Regions from separate parts of the Homo sapiens genome. Here region 2 is linked to region 1. The links are chromatin contacts, found by Hi-C or POLR2A ChIA-PET in ENCODE. All regions are on one chromosome and are shown on one strand. The core of a region is the stretch at or near the end of the contact, and the rest is flanking DNA. Distances in the headings are between cores, read along the strand shown.

Region 1 (6,147 bases), core at 2,689-5,188:
AAAGGCAGAATGCTTTGAATGTTCAGGTATCTGCTTATGAGCTCTGCTTCAGGCTACATTACTGGGCATAAGAATTATTGTCAGTGTTGTAATGTAAAACCGTGTACATTATACTTTAGGTGCAATTAGTTTCCATTTTTCCTTAAGAAAGTAAAACAATCCTCTGATGATGCTAAGAATAATTAAACAGAGAGAAATTTGCCATAATGTTAAATGAGTTCTCTCTGGATTATGGGATTACAGGTGTTTTAAAAATTCTTTATACCTCTCTATATTTTCTAATTTATTCCACAGTAAGCACATTACATTTCTATAGTCTGAGAAAAGTTATAAAAATCAATAAAAAATATTATTCATTAAGAATGTTTGTTGCTTTCACTGAAAAGTGCTCCTTTTTGTGAACTACACTGCTGTTACATCATTTGCCATGCTGGACTGAAACTGGAGTCTTTTGATTTGTCTCTGTAGTGAACTCAAGCAGCCTGGCAAAAAGACACGGTCCTTGCCTTCAACTTACCTGGCCAGACAGGATTTCTGTATTGTCCTACTACTGTCGTACTATGCAGAGGAAAGGCTTCTCGTCTTACATACTCACTATGCATCACTTAATTTTCAAATGGTGTATGTCAACAAAACAACATACATGATGACACACTTTTTAGAGAACAAACTAAAAACAGAATCCTATCGAGGCAGAACTTGCACAGTGGTTAAGATCATGGGTTATAAAGTCAGACTGCCTGGGTCTGAACTCCTTTCTGCAACTTACTAGCTATATGACTTTGGGCAAGTTACTCAAACTCAGTGTCTCTGCTTCCGCATCTATAGACTGGGGATAATAGAAGCAATGCATAAAGGTGTTCAAGGGTTAAATGAGATAATGCATGTAGACTTAGCATGTTGTCTGGCACATCAGTGTACAAACGTGACTATTACTATGTCACCTATAAAAACCAAAACAACAGTAGAGAATTGATGCCGCCACAACACATATCTGCAGTTATCTTTATACTATCAGATGCCAAAAATTACTATGTGTCAGATATTTAATTTACACACTAATCCTACAAAAATTTTAAACAAATCTTGAATCACCAAGAAATTAGAGATCTATTCTGGGGTGAAATAGATCTTTCTTAAAAAATCACATTCTTGATTGATCATCCTTTCTCTGAACTATTAATTGCAAAACAGCAGCAGAGATTATAACATGTGTTTTGTTGAATCTTCACACATTTTCACTTTGTAAAGTCATGAGATTTCATATGCTGCAGGTCCATGAGGCATATTAGCACTTAAAACACAAGAAGCTTTTTTAGAACATTTGGTAGATTTACGATCAAACTCCGGAATCTCAATATTTTAGGCTTAAATTTGGAATCCTGATTGAATTAATTTTCATTATTCACTGACCATCTTATTTACTTAATATTGCTCTAATAAAAACTATACTCCAAAACTCTATTTGCCAACTTACCCACTCACTACTCCTATCATCTGCCCCATGCGCCACATACTGGACCGCCCACTCCCTGCTTTCCTTCCAGGGTTCACTGACTCATTTGGAAATGACTCCCAACCAGCTCTACCTACTCAAATCCTACCTTTGAGGCACTCCCCAGTACCTGAATTTCTCACTTCTTTTTTCACGGAACTTAGTACTTTCCACATAGCATTATGTTCGTTCATAATCTATCCTTTTAGAGGTCGGGGGCCTTACACAGCAGCTAGAGTGATAATAAGTAATTATTTGCAGAGAGAACAGAAGCATACCAGTTTCAAATGAGCAATAACTGCAGATTAGTGTTATTCTACGTTCCAACAGTAAAAAGATAAAAACATTCCCTACTTAATACCTTGTTTGTTTCTTTAAAAATGCTATCAAATCAGAATTAAAGAATTCTAAATTTATGTACAAAAACAATGAAACACACTAAGAAGTTATAACAGCAACATTTTTACGTCTGTGATAGTAATTAAAATTAATGTAGCAACCACTGTGGTCTGCTAGAATGAAGACCTAGTTGTAGAATGAGAAAAATGTTTTAAACATAAAATTTCTATTAACAACTTGGGATCCGATTTTGCAGACGTTGGTAACCCATGAAAACCTAGCTCCAGAGAAGCCCATAATATAAAATAGGGTATTTTTATATAGTCTGGTCATTAAAACAAAAATTTAGTAAAAGGAAGTGACTAATAAAAACTCTCATCAGTATAGAAACATTCCAAGTTTCTGTTTCCTATCCTTTAATATTTCCCATTATACTAAAATAGTTCCGTTAGACTTCCCTTATTAAATAAAGGCTAAAAAATGCCAGTCACTTTGTTGTTGTTTATTTAAAAGTTCATTTTACTTTGGTTATAATGTTTAAGTACTTTTATGGTGACCAAATACTAGAAGTAGAATCTTGTAACTTACTTTGAAAGTAAGATAGACTCTTTCATGTAAAAATATTAAAACATTTTGAACTATGGGTACATAGTCAACAGGCCATTCTATTTTTATGGTACCATCCAGTAGACAGATTTAGGTAACTGGAAATAAGCATGCCAAATTGTTGAAGAAAACAGGTGAACAGGGGGTCAAGTCCGAAATAGGCATCTTCCTGGGCTTATCACACTAAGATTAATTTTACCAATGTTTGATGAAGCTATCATGTAGTCAAACACAGAGAACCCTAAACTTAAGAAACTGCTACTAAAATTAATTGTACATGTGATTAAATGAATGGAAGTCATACCCTCTAAATCCTAAGTCCATTAAGACAAAAACATTTATAACACACTGTATTTATGACTTCTTGTGGTTCTTGAAAAGTCAAAAATTGTGTTTGAGGTTTATCTCGTTTTCCGTTTATAATATGCATTTTAAAAGTGGAAAAACTCAAGCACGTAACAAGTGAAAAACTGAACAACGTTGCCAAATTCCTAAACATACAATACTTAGCTCCAATTATCTCTGCATCTATTCTAAAATGGTTTAAAAAAAGTCTGAATCAATAAGCGCCTGATGGGCCTGGGATACTCCAATACAGTCTTGTCAACCAATAGGAAAACTTTTCCTAAATCTGGATTCGTCTTTCATCTCTTTATCACAAAACACCGAACACAAACCGAGATTGTTAACGGATAACCAAATGGCAAGAACCCCAGACAGAGTAATCAGTACTTGGATGTTAGGGCTGTTTTTAAGGACTTGAAATGAGACAGCTTAGGGAAGAAATGCGGGATTCATTTCTCCAAGTTATATTTGTAACACTTCTTAATACGGAGTTAAAAATGTGAACAGCCGAGCTAAAATGAACGCAGCGTGTAAAAGGGATCTGGACTGGAGCCTGGGGGTGAAGGAGGGACGAGGGGGGAGTGAGGGGCTTTCGTGACGCTCGGCCTGGGGTTGCTGGCGATCTGGATGGAGGGATGGATAGTTAAGCGAATGGCCAGGGCTGGATCCGAGATGCCAAGAGATGTCTCGCCCCACGAGCGCGCGCGAGTCTGAGCCGCTGGGGCAGCGCAGTGTGTCCGTTTCCATCCGCGGCGCCCGAGCCCGCCTCCATGTTCGCGATCTATGCCCCCGGGCGGGCGGGGACCGGTGCCTTAGGCCGCGGGGCCGGGAAGCCCGGCCTCACCTCGCCCGAAATCCCGGCGGGGACGGCGTTGCCCGAGGGGAGGATGCGCTGGGCTTTCCGCTCGGCCCCACCTGAGCGACCGGAGCTCGGTGACTCGACCTCCGGAGCCCGACCCGCCTGGGCCTGGAGATCACACGGCGAGGTCGCTGCGGCCCCGGCGCCCTCCGCCTGGCGCCCGGGCGCGGCCCCGCGGCCCTCCCCACGACCGGCTACCCCAGGACCACTCTCGCCGCGGTCCGCGTCCCCCACCCCCTTCCCGAGGACAAACCTGGGAGCCGCCACCCGGCATAGCCAGCCCCGCGAGAAAGCGGCGAGCGGGCGGCGGGGCCCGCGGAGAAGCGGCCACCGCGGCCCTCCCGCGCCAAGCCGCGCCCGCCCGCGCGCCCTCTCCGCGGGCCGCAGCCCCGGCGCCCCCTCCCTGGGTTGCACAACTCACAGCCCCAACGCGCGCGCACTCGAATCTGTTGCTCAACCTACTTGCATTCTCTTCTCCGCAGCCATCACTACATGCCCTGGAGCTGGGGCAGCCCCGGGGCCCTCCGGCAGGCGGCCGCCTCTCGCCTCAGCCCTGGGCTGCCGCGGCCGCCGCTAGGGCGCGGGGCGAGCGCGAGGCTCCCTCATGCCTCCCGCCCGGACAGCTGGCCGCACGCCAGGGCCCCGGCTCGGGCGCGCCCGAGCGCTGGGCTCGGCTCGGCCCTGCCCTTCGTCCGTGCCGCTGCTCCGCGGGCGAGAGCGAACCCGGCTCCGCCACCTCGCTCCGCGCTCCTCGCCCGCCCGCCCGCCCGCAGCCACCGCAGCCGCGCCGCTTCCTCCTCCCCTTCCCTCTTTTCCTTCTCCTCCGTCGCCGCCTCTGGAGCCGAGGTTGGCAAACCAGCACCTGCTGCTGGAGAACGCCGAGAACTGAAACAGGAAACCCTGAGCCAAGGGGAAAACCCGAGAGGCGTGGAGAGGGGTGAGGGGAGCTGCTGGAACCTGTCGGGCTCGACCCAGCCGCTGGGGCTGCCCGAGGTTCCCGCGCCGCCTCCCCTCGCGCCTATTCCCTGCCCCGGCCCAACCCAGCGGTCCCGACCTCCCCGCGCCTCTCCCCCGACCTGGTGCAGGACGGCGCCTTTCCGCTCGGCGACACCTTCTCCACCCAGCAGTAACACTGATCATGTCCCGGGCAGTCAAGGAGATCGACGGGCCGCCTTCTTAGGGCAGGTTCCCCGTAGTTGTTTACTTATCAATATTCCGTGATGAGGAAAAACCACACCCTGCATTAGCAAGGCCAATAAAAGAATTTAAACAAATGAAGCTGTTGGGATTTCACCCAGGGATAGGACTTCTTTCAGCAAGGAAATTGGCTTTGATGGAAATGGCAATCGTGTCAAAATCGAGGTTGAACCCAAGATACATCCAGATCTCTTTCAGGAGATCGGAAGGAAACAGCCCTTTGCACAGAGGTGGGCGCCTGAATCGCAGGCTGAAAAGCACCGGGAGCAGAGAGCCTTTCTACTTCTGTGAATCGTACAACACCCAGCACAAACTAAGTCAATGTTTCAGAAATGTTCAAATAACCTTATTCGCCTGTCCTTGGAATCATTACGAGCAGCCTAGGGCAGGATGAGTCTGCTTCTGGAGTGAGAGGGAGGGACACTGAATGGGTTGTGCCCCTACCATATGCCACGGGCCAAATAGCCTGCTTTAAATCCACTGTCCCGTTTGTCACCACAGCCATGTGAGCTGGGTATTAGAAACCCCTTTATCCATCAGAAAATCGAGGTTAGAAAATTTACCTGCAGTTACACAGCTTGAATGTGAGGTATTCAGGTCTGTTACATCTAAAGGACGCATTTGTTTCACTGGACCACGATTCATGCCTTTGATCAACTTTTTACCTTTCATAAAATTAGTTTTGCCTCTGAGTTGTTTTCAGTAGGGCATATATATGGTTTAAGCCTGGATCTGTTGAATTTGCTTGGACTGCCTAATGGTAGTGATATTCATGATGCTTATTGGGGTTCAAACTTGATAATTTTCAGTTTAATATTCTCTACCAAATGTAGGCCTTTATGGCTCAGTTGAGCAGCACAGATGTCCCCATCTTTTTGGCCAGCATCAGTTGCTCTTTAGCTGTTGATGTTGGGGTCCCAGCTGAGAGTATCCTACTGGCTGGTGCACATGAGCATCCTGACTCTGCCTGTGAGATGAAAGGAGAGTGTCTTACTGAGCCTGTTTTCCACGTCAGTAGGCCAGTCATGAAGCCGATTAAATAAAATTGCAGGTAGGCAGGTAGGCTGCCTTCTCTGGTTCTGTGGTGCACACTTTTTTTTTATATAGAGTCTGACCCTGTCGCCCAGGCTGGAGTGCAGTGGTGCGACCTCAGCTCACTGCAACCTCCGCCTCCTGGGTTCAAGCGATTCTCCTGCCTCAGCCTCCCCAGTAGCTGGGATTACAGGTGTGTGTCACCACATCTGGCTAGTTTTTGTATTTTTAGTAGAGACAAGTTTTCCCCATGTGCCCAGGCTGGTCTCAAACT
Region 2 (6,147 bases), core at 1,986-4,485, 220 kb before region 1:
ATGGAAGACAGAGTCCAGAAAGAGACTCAACTGGTTTTCCGCAAATGTACCAGGTCAATTCAAAGGGGGAAAAATCTTTTCAATAAATGGTGCCAGAAAAATTAGTCATTATCCATCCCCCATGATTCTCAACACTTGATTCACATGATATGCAAAATATTAACGTGAAACTCATTACTGGCCGGGCACGGTGGCTCACGGCTGTAATCCCAACACTTTGGGAGGCAGAGGTGGGTGGATCACGAGGTCAGAAATTCTAGACCAGCTTGGCCAACATGCTGAAACCCCATCTCTCCTAAAATTACAAAAATTAGCCAGGCGTGGTGGCATGTGCTGTAATCCCAGCTACTCAGGAGGATGAGACAGGAGAGCCACTTGAACCTGGGAGGTAGAGGTTGCAGTGAGCCGAGATCGCACCATTGCACTCCAGTCTGGGTGACAGAGTGAGACTCTGTCTAAAAAAAAAAAAAAGGAAAGAAATGCATTACAGACCTCACTGTAGAAGTCAAAACTATTAGATCTAGAAGAAATACATAGAAGCAAAAAGGTTTATTTATTTTTTTTTATACAAGGTCTCACTCTGTTGTGCAGACTGGAGTGCAGTGGTGAGATCTGGGCTCACTGCAACTGCCACCTCCTGGACTGAAGTGATTCTCCCACATCAGCCTCCTGAGTAGTTGGGACTACAGGCAAGTGCCACTACTCTGAGCTAATTTTTGTATTTTTTGTAGAGACGAGATTTCTCCATGTTGCCCAGGCTGATCTCAAACTCCTGGGCTCAAGCCATCTGCCTGCCTTGGCTTTCCAAAATGCTGAGATTACAGGCATGAGGCACCATTGCCTGGTCTTAGAAGAAAATTCTATAGATGTTTAGTTTGTTAAAGAGTTCACAAAAAATCATGAAATAAAAGAGAAAACCAAATTTCACTTCATCAAAATTAAAAATATTTGCTTTTTAAAAGACATTACTATGAAAATGAAACAGCAAACCACAACTAGGAGAAAATCTTGACAAAACTTTTATCAGACAAAGACTTTATCTAGAAAATAAAAATATCTCTTCTAAATTAATAAGAAAGCAACTTTTTAATGGACACTTAAACACAGCAATTTGTTGAAATTGGGATTATATTGCATGTAATATTTTGAATCTTTATTTTATTTTTATTTTTTATTATATATTTATTTTCTGAGACGGAGTGTCACTCTGTCACCCAGGCTGGAGTGCAGTGGTATGATCTTGGCTCACTGCAACCTCTGCCTCCCAGGTTCAAGCGATTCTCCCACCTCAGCCTCCTTTTTTTGAGTTGGAGTTTCGCTCTCCAACTGTAGGCTGTAGTGCAATGGCGCAATCTTGGCTCACCGCAACCTCCACCTCCAGGGTTCAAGTGATTCTCCTGCCTCAGCCTCCCAAGTAGCTGGGATTACAGGCATGTGCCACCACGTCCAGCTAATTTTGTATTTTTAGTAGAAATGGGGCTTCTCCATGTTGGTCAGGCTGGTCTGGAACTCCCGACCTCAGGTGACCGGACCATCTTGGTCTCCCAAAGTGCTAGTATTACAGGGATGAGCCACCGCACCCGGCCCACCTCAGCCTCTTGAGTAGCTGGGACTAAGGCACATGCCACCACACCTGGCTAATTTTTGTATGTTTAATAGAGAGAGGGTTTCACTATGTTGGCCAGGCTATTCTCGAATTCCTGACCTCAAGTGGTCCAGCCGCCTTGGCCTCCCAAAGTGCTGAGATTACAGGTGTCAGCCACTGCACCCGGCTTGTATTTTGATTTTAATTTAACATTACATTATAAGCATTTTTACATATAGTGACATAATTTTTAATGCAATTTTTCTTTTGAATAAGAAACATTACATTGTTTATTACATACGTTGTTATATTATGTTATACATTGTATAATATAATTTATTTAACTTTTTTGGGGGAACACTTAGTACGTTCTCAAGTTTTCACTATTATATATAAGGCTGTGTTGAATATCTTTGTATGTTTGTGTTAAGCCATGTTCTTATTTTTTAGTTCAGATTATTAGAAACTGATAAATGACCAAAGAATATAAATATATTTAAGACTTCTGATACATAACGCCAAATTGATTTTTAGGAATTTTGCACCAATTTACACTCCTATTGAAAGTATATAAAAGTATATAAGATAGCCTGTCTTACCATATTCTTCAAAGCATTGAATGTCATGGGGCTCTTACATTTTAACACCATTTTTCCTCTCCATTTAAAGAAACAAGGAAATTCTTTGAAGGAAATTGTTATTTTGACATCCTATTTAAAATATATGACTCAGCTTTATGGAAAAGTAAAAACCAGAGCATTACTTTTATGAGATGAGCAGTGTCATATTTATTAACATTGCATTAAACTGCAAGTCATACATTTCTTACTCTAAAAAGCATGTTAATAATTTTATTTTTCTTTTGCTAATATACAAAATCTCTGCCATAAATAGTCTCTGACTCTAATACACAAGCAAGTAAACATTTTGTAAGACTTTTAAGGCATAGCTTGTGAAATGATGAGTTCACTTTTCTTTTTAGCTTAATGTTTTATTATAGGTTTTTGGTAGAAATTGTCACCTGGTGAAAAACGGTGATTACTTAGCAATCTGGTTTGCTAATGCCATCTTGAATTGCAGTTTCCATAATCCCCACATGTTGTGAAGAGACCCCATGGGAAGTAACTGAATCATGAAGATGGTTACCCCCATACTGCTGTTCTCATGATAATGAGTGAGTTCTCACAAGATCTGATGGTTTTATAAGGGACTTTCCCCCCTTTTGCTTGGCTCTTCTCCTTTCTGCCATCATCTGAAGAAAGATGTTTGTGCTTCCCCTTCTGCCATGATTGTAAGTTTCCTGAGGCCTCCCCAGCCATGCGGAGCTGTGAGTCAATTAAACCTCTTTTCTTTATAAATTACCCAGTCTCGGGTATTTCTTCATAGCAATGTGAGAACCAACTAATACACTTAGCTACAAATATCAGGTATAATTTTATAGATTATGAATAATTAAAACTATAAGGAATCACTCTAGGGCCTACAGTCTAAGTAGATTTTCTGGTTTCTAATTGTTGTATTATGCCCTGGAAAAAAAAACAAGACACAGATCAAGTGGATTTTCATTTTTGTGCATTCTATAATACAAAATGCTGAGTCATCTGGGTCTTTTTTTGTGTGTGTGATGATTCTGACCTTCACCCAAGTGATTCATATTTCCCCCTGGGCTAGCACAAATGAATTATTTTGTCTCAGACAGTCTGTGATGCTGGAGGGCCCTTGGCCCTCAAGAGAATTCAGGCAGGGCCAAGGTCCATAGGCCCAATGTTAGATCAGCTTTCAGTGGGATATTCGGAAAGAAAAATGGTTAAAAAGCAGACAAGTTATATTATTTGAAGCCAAAGAGTGAGTAAGTATACTTTGGATTAGGTCTACAAGAACTTGCACAGAAAGAAATTATCTAAAATGTGATTTAGAAGTAAAGCATGTGCATATGCGTTAGCAATTGCAGTATGTTATATAAATGTACTAAAATGATGAAGAGTATATTGAAATAATATGTGCAAGTATCTTAACCCTGGTGCTTTTATGGTGCTTGTTCCTTTGCAGGTCTTAACAAAAGTTTGCTAGGTGAACAAATGGTTGATAGCATTTGTTTACATAACAAACTTCTGTTATCAACCAAAGATAACAAATGGTTGTTATCTTGAAATCCAGAAAAAAATTAGAGAATAAAAGAACTCTAACAAAGGAGAGACAACTTGGATTTGGATGTTACAGAATAACCTTAGATGATTATTTGTGTGAAGAATGAAGACATGAATGTGAAGATGAGTAGTCTGAGTTACCTTGAAATTTAAATAAATCACACTTGAGCCTCTGTCAGCTATTGGGGTTCAGAAAATGATACCCCAAAATATGGTGCTTTGGCATGCTGAACACTTTGAAATAACATAATTTGGAAGGCCTCAGAAGCAGCTTTAGAAGCAAAGTCTCTCTCTGACCTTCCCTTGCCTTCCTGTCTCCCATGCTCTTCCTCCAGCGAGATAAGCCATAGAAATTAAATTCCCTTTTCCTGAGTCTGGTCAGAGAAACTAGAACCCCTCTCTACCAAAGCCAGTCATAAAACCTGGAAAAATTCCTCTAAGCTCCCCATTACTTTCTGTATAAGAGCTGGCCATAAAGACATTATCTGACCTGCCTTGACTGTCCTGTATCCAGGAAGAAGGGTTGCTCCACAGGAATGCCAAGAAGGATCTGAACAGACAGGCCTTCCTTGTTGCAGAGTATATTGGTCAGCTATATCTAGGCCAGCCTCAGAACTGAACCACCCTTCAAATTCATTTCCATAGTGGGGGAAAAACACCTTTTGAGTTCCAAAGTAGTTTACACCATATCTTTTTTGTTGTTTTGTTTTGTTTTTGAGATGGAGTTTTGCTCTTGTCACCCAGGCTGGAGTGCAATGGCACGATCTCGGCTCACTGCAACCTCCGCCTCCCAGGTTCAAGCCATTCTCCTGCCCCAGCCTCCCAAGTAGCTGGGATTACAGGCGCCCAGCGCCATGCCCAGTTAACTTTGTATTTTAGTAGAGATGGGGTTTCACCATATTAGCCAGGCTGGTCTTGAACTCCTGGCCTCAGGTGATCCACACACCTTGGCCTCTCAAAGTGCTGGGATTACAGGTGTGAGCCACTGTGCCTGGCTTATACCATATCTTTGGACCAAAAGGCCCTTCACTAGTTGAGAATGTCACTCTTCTGTTTCCCCTGAATAACTTACTATAACACCTGCATGTGTGTCCTGGAAGCCATCAGGTCTACAGTACAACTGACAGTAAGCTGCCAAAGGGGTGCAGAGCATTGGATGGCTACTATCTCAATGCTTCAGTGCCATCTTGTTCACTCTTTTGGAATCAGATCATTACACAGGCCAGAGAAAGCTTCTTGAGACAGGGAACAGAGGCATAGCCCAGTGGCTTGAAAAGCATTCCAGAGACTAACAGTTGGACTAGGTCAAGGACCCAAGTAGATTTACAAAAAGCCTAGAGCTTGCCACCCTTTTTCACCATAGCTCCTGAATACTTACAAGTAACAGCCAACTGTGACTCAGACAGTCCCTCCAAATTTAACTGTAATCATTACATTTATATATTAACTTATTATATTAAAAGGCATTCATATATTGTTACTGGTTTTTTTGTTTGTTTTTGTTTTTTTGGGTGGTTGTTGTTGTTGTTGTTGTTGTTTTAGACAGGTCTTGCTATATTCAGGCTGGACTCAAACTCATAAGCTCACGTGATCTTTGCACCTCAGCCTCCTGAGTAACTGGGACTACAAGTGCACACCACCTCACTCAGCTCATTCAGTTACTAACTTATTGAATCTCAACTTGTATAAAGCAATTTATTTTGGAAGAGTAGGCTGCTCTTGAATTGTTTTAAGTAATGGTGATATTTTAGGAAATAAGTGGCAAAGTCACAAAGTAAACAGGTCCACAGTACAACCTTGTCATTTCAATACAGTAACCTTATCTAGATATCGTATTCCACTAGTATTGCCAAATACGATATTTGAGGAATATCAGTGATTTTCTTTGCACTTGATAAATGCATTATGTTGATACTCAGAGTTGAGTACATCAAATTGAGAACAGCAGGTGGGTTGTAAGTAACATTAAATGTGGAGTCAGAAAACCTAGATTTTAGTCCCTCATTAACTTCTTGGATGATTTCATGCATTTATTCATTCATCCAGCCACTTAACAAATAGTTATCAGACATTTTATAATGCCCTGGGCACTGTGCTAAGTGCTAAAGCACACAAATAAAAAGTACATTGTCCTTGCATTTAAAGACTTGTATTCTATTAAAGAAGACAGATATCAATTTTTGAAAATCCAACCATTAACAATGTAACTGTGATTTAGTGCTACAAAGAAAAGCTAACCTGGAGATTGTAGCAGGGAAGTTAGTATAGACTTGAACTGTGATTTAGATCTGCAGGATAATTAGGTGTCAACTAGGTGAATGGGGCTGCAGGAACTGCACATGCAAAGTCCTAGTGGCTTGGATGCAGAATCATCATATTCTAGGAATTATAGAAGGCCAGAATGACTTGAGCTCA

The links. A loop is a pair of places that touch in the nucleus more often than their neighbours do. ChIA-PET counts read pairs that join two places held with the same protein, here RNA polymerase II (POLR2A). Pooled maps may share reads with other maps.
Region 2: a map of endothelial cell of umbilical vein shows a loop between it and region 1 (2.0-fold over the local background). The contact joins the enhancer-like site here to the promoter of ZC3H12C in region 1. A Hi-C loop is called at or near these places in 1 of 168 maps with a recorded cell type or tissue (endothelial cell of umbilical vein) and 2 of 50 pooled maps. POLR2A ChIA-PET finds 5 or more read pairs at or near these places in 3 of 52 experiments (H1, Panc1 and activated T-cell).

Annotation. Positions count from the first base shown.
Region 1 is chr11:110,091,183-110,097,329 of GRCh38, reverse strand. ZC3H12C (zinc finger CCCH-type containing 12C) reads right to left here and starts at 3,938. Exons shown (of 6, transcript NM_033390.2): 1 at 3,898-3,938. The coding sequence starts at 3,918. RefSeq lists silencers at 3,579-4,048, 4,109-4,368, 4,669-4,728.
Region 2 is chr11:110,309,064-110,315,210 of GRCh38, reverse strand. No RefSeq gene overlaps it. Among named protein-coding and RNA genes, the nearest start is that of RDX, 16 kb to the right of the region's middle. Within about 2 kb of position 3,235, at least 2 of the 41 ENCODE cell types and tissues checked have a DNase peak (open chromatin) inside an H3K27ac peak, as active enhancers do; they include endothelial cell of umbilical vein, where a contact is called at or near this core.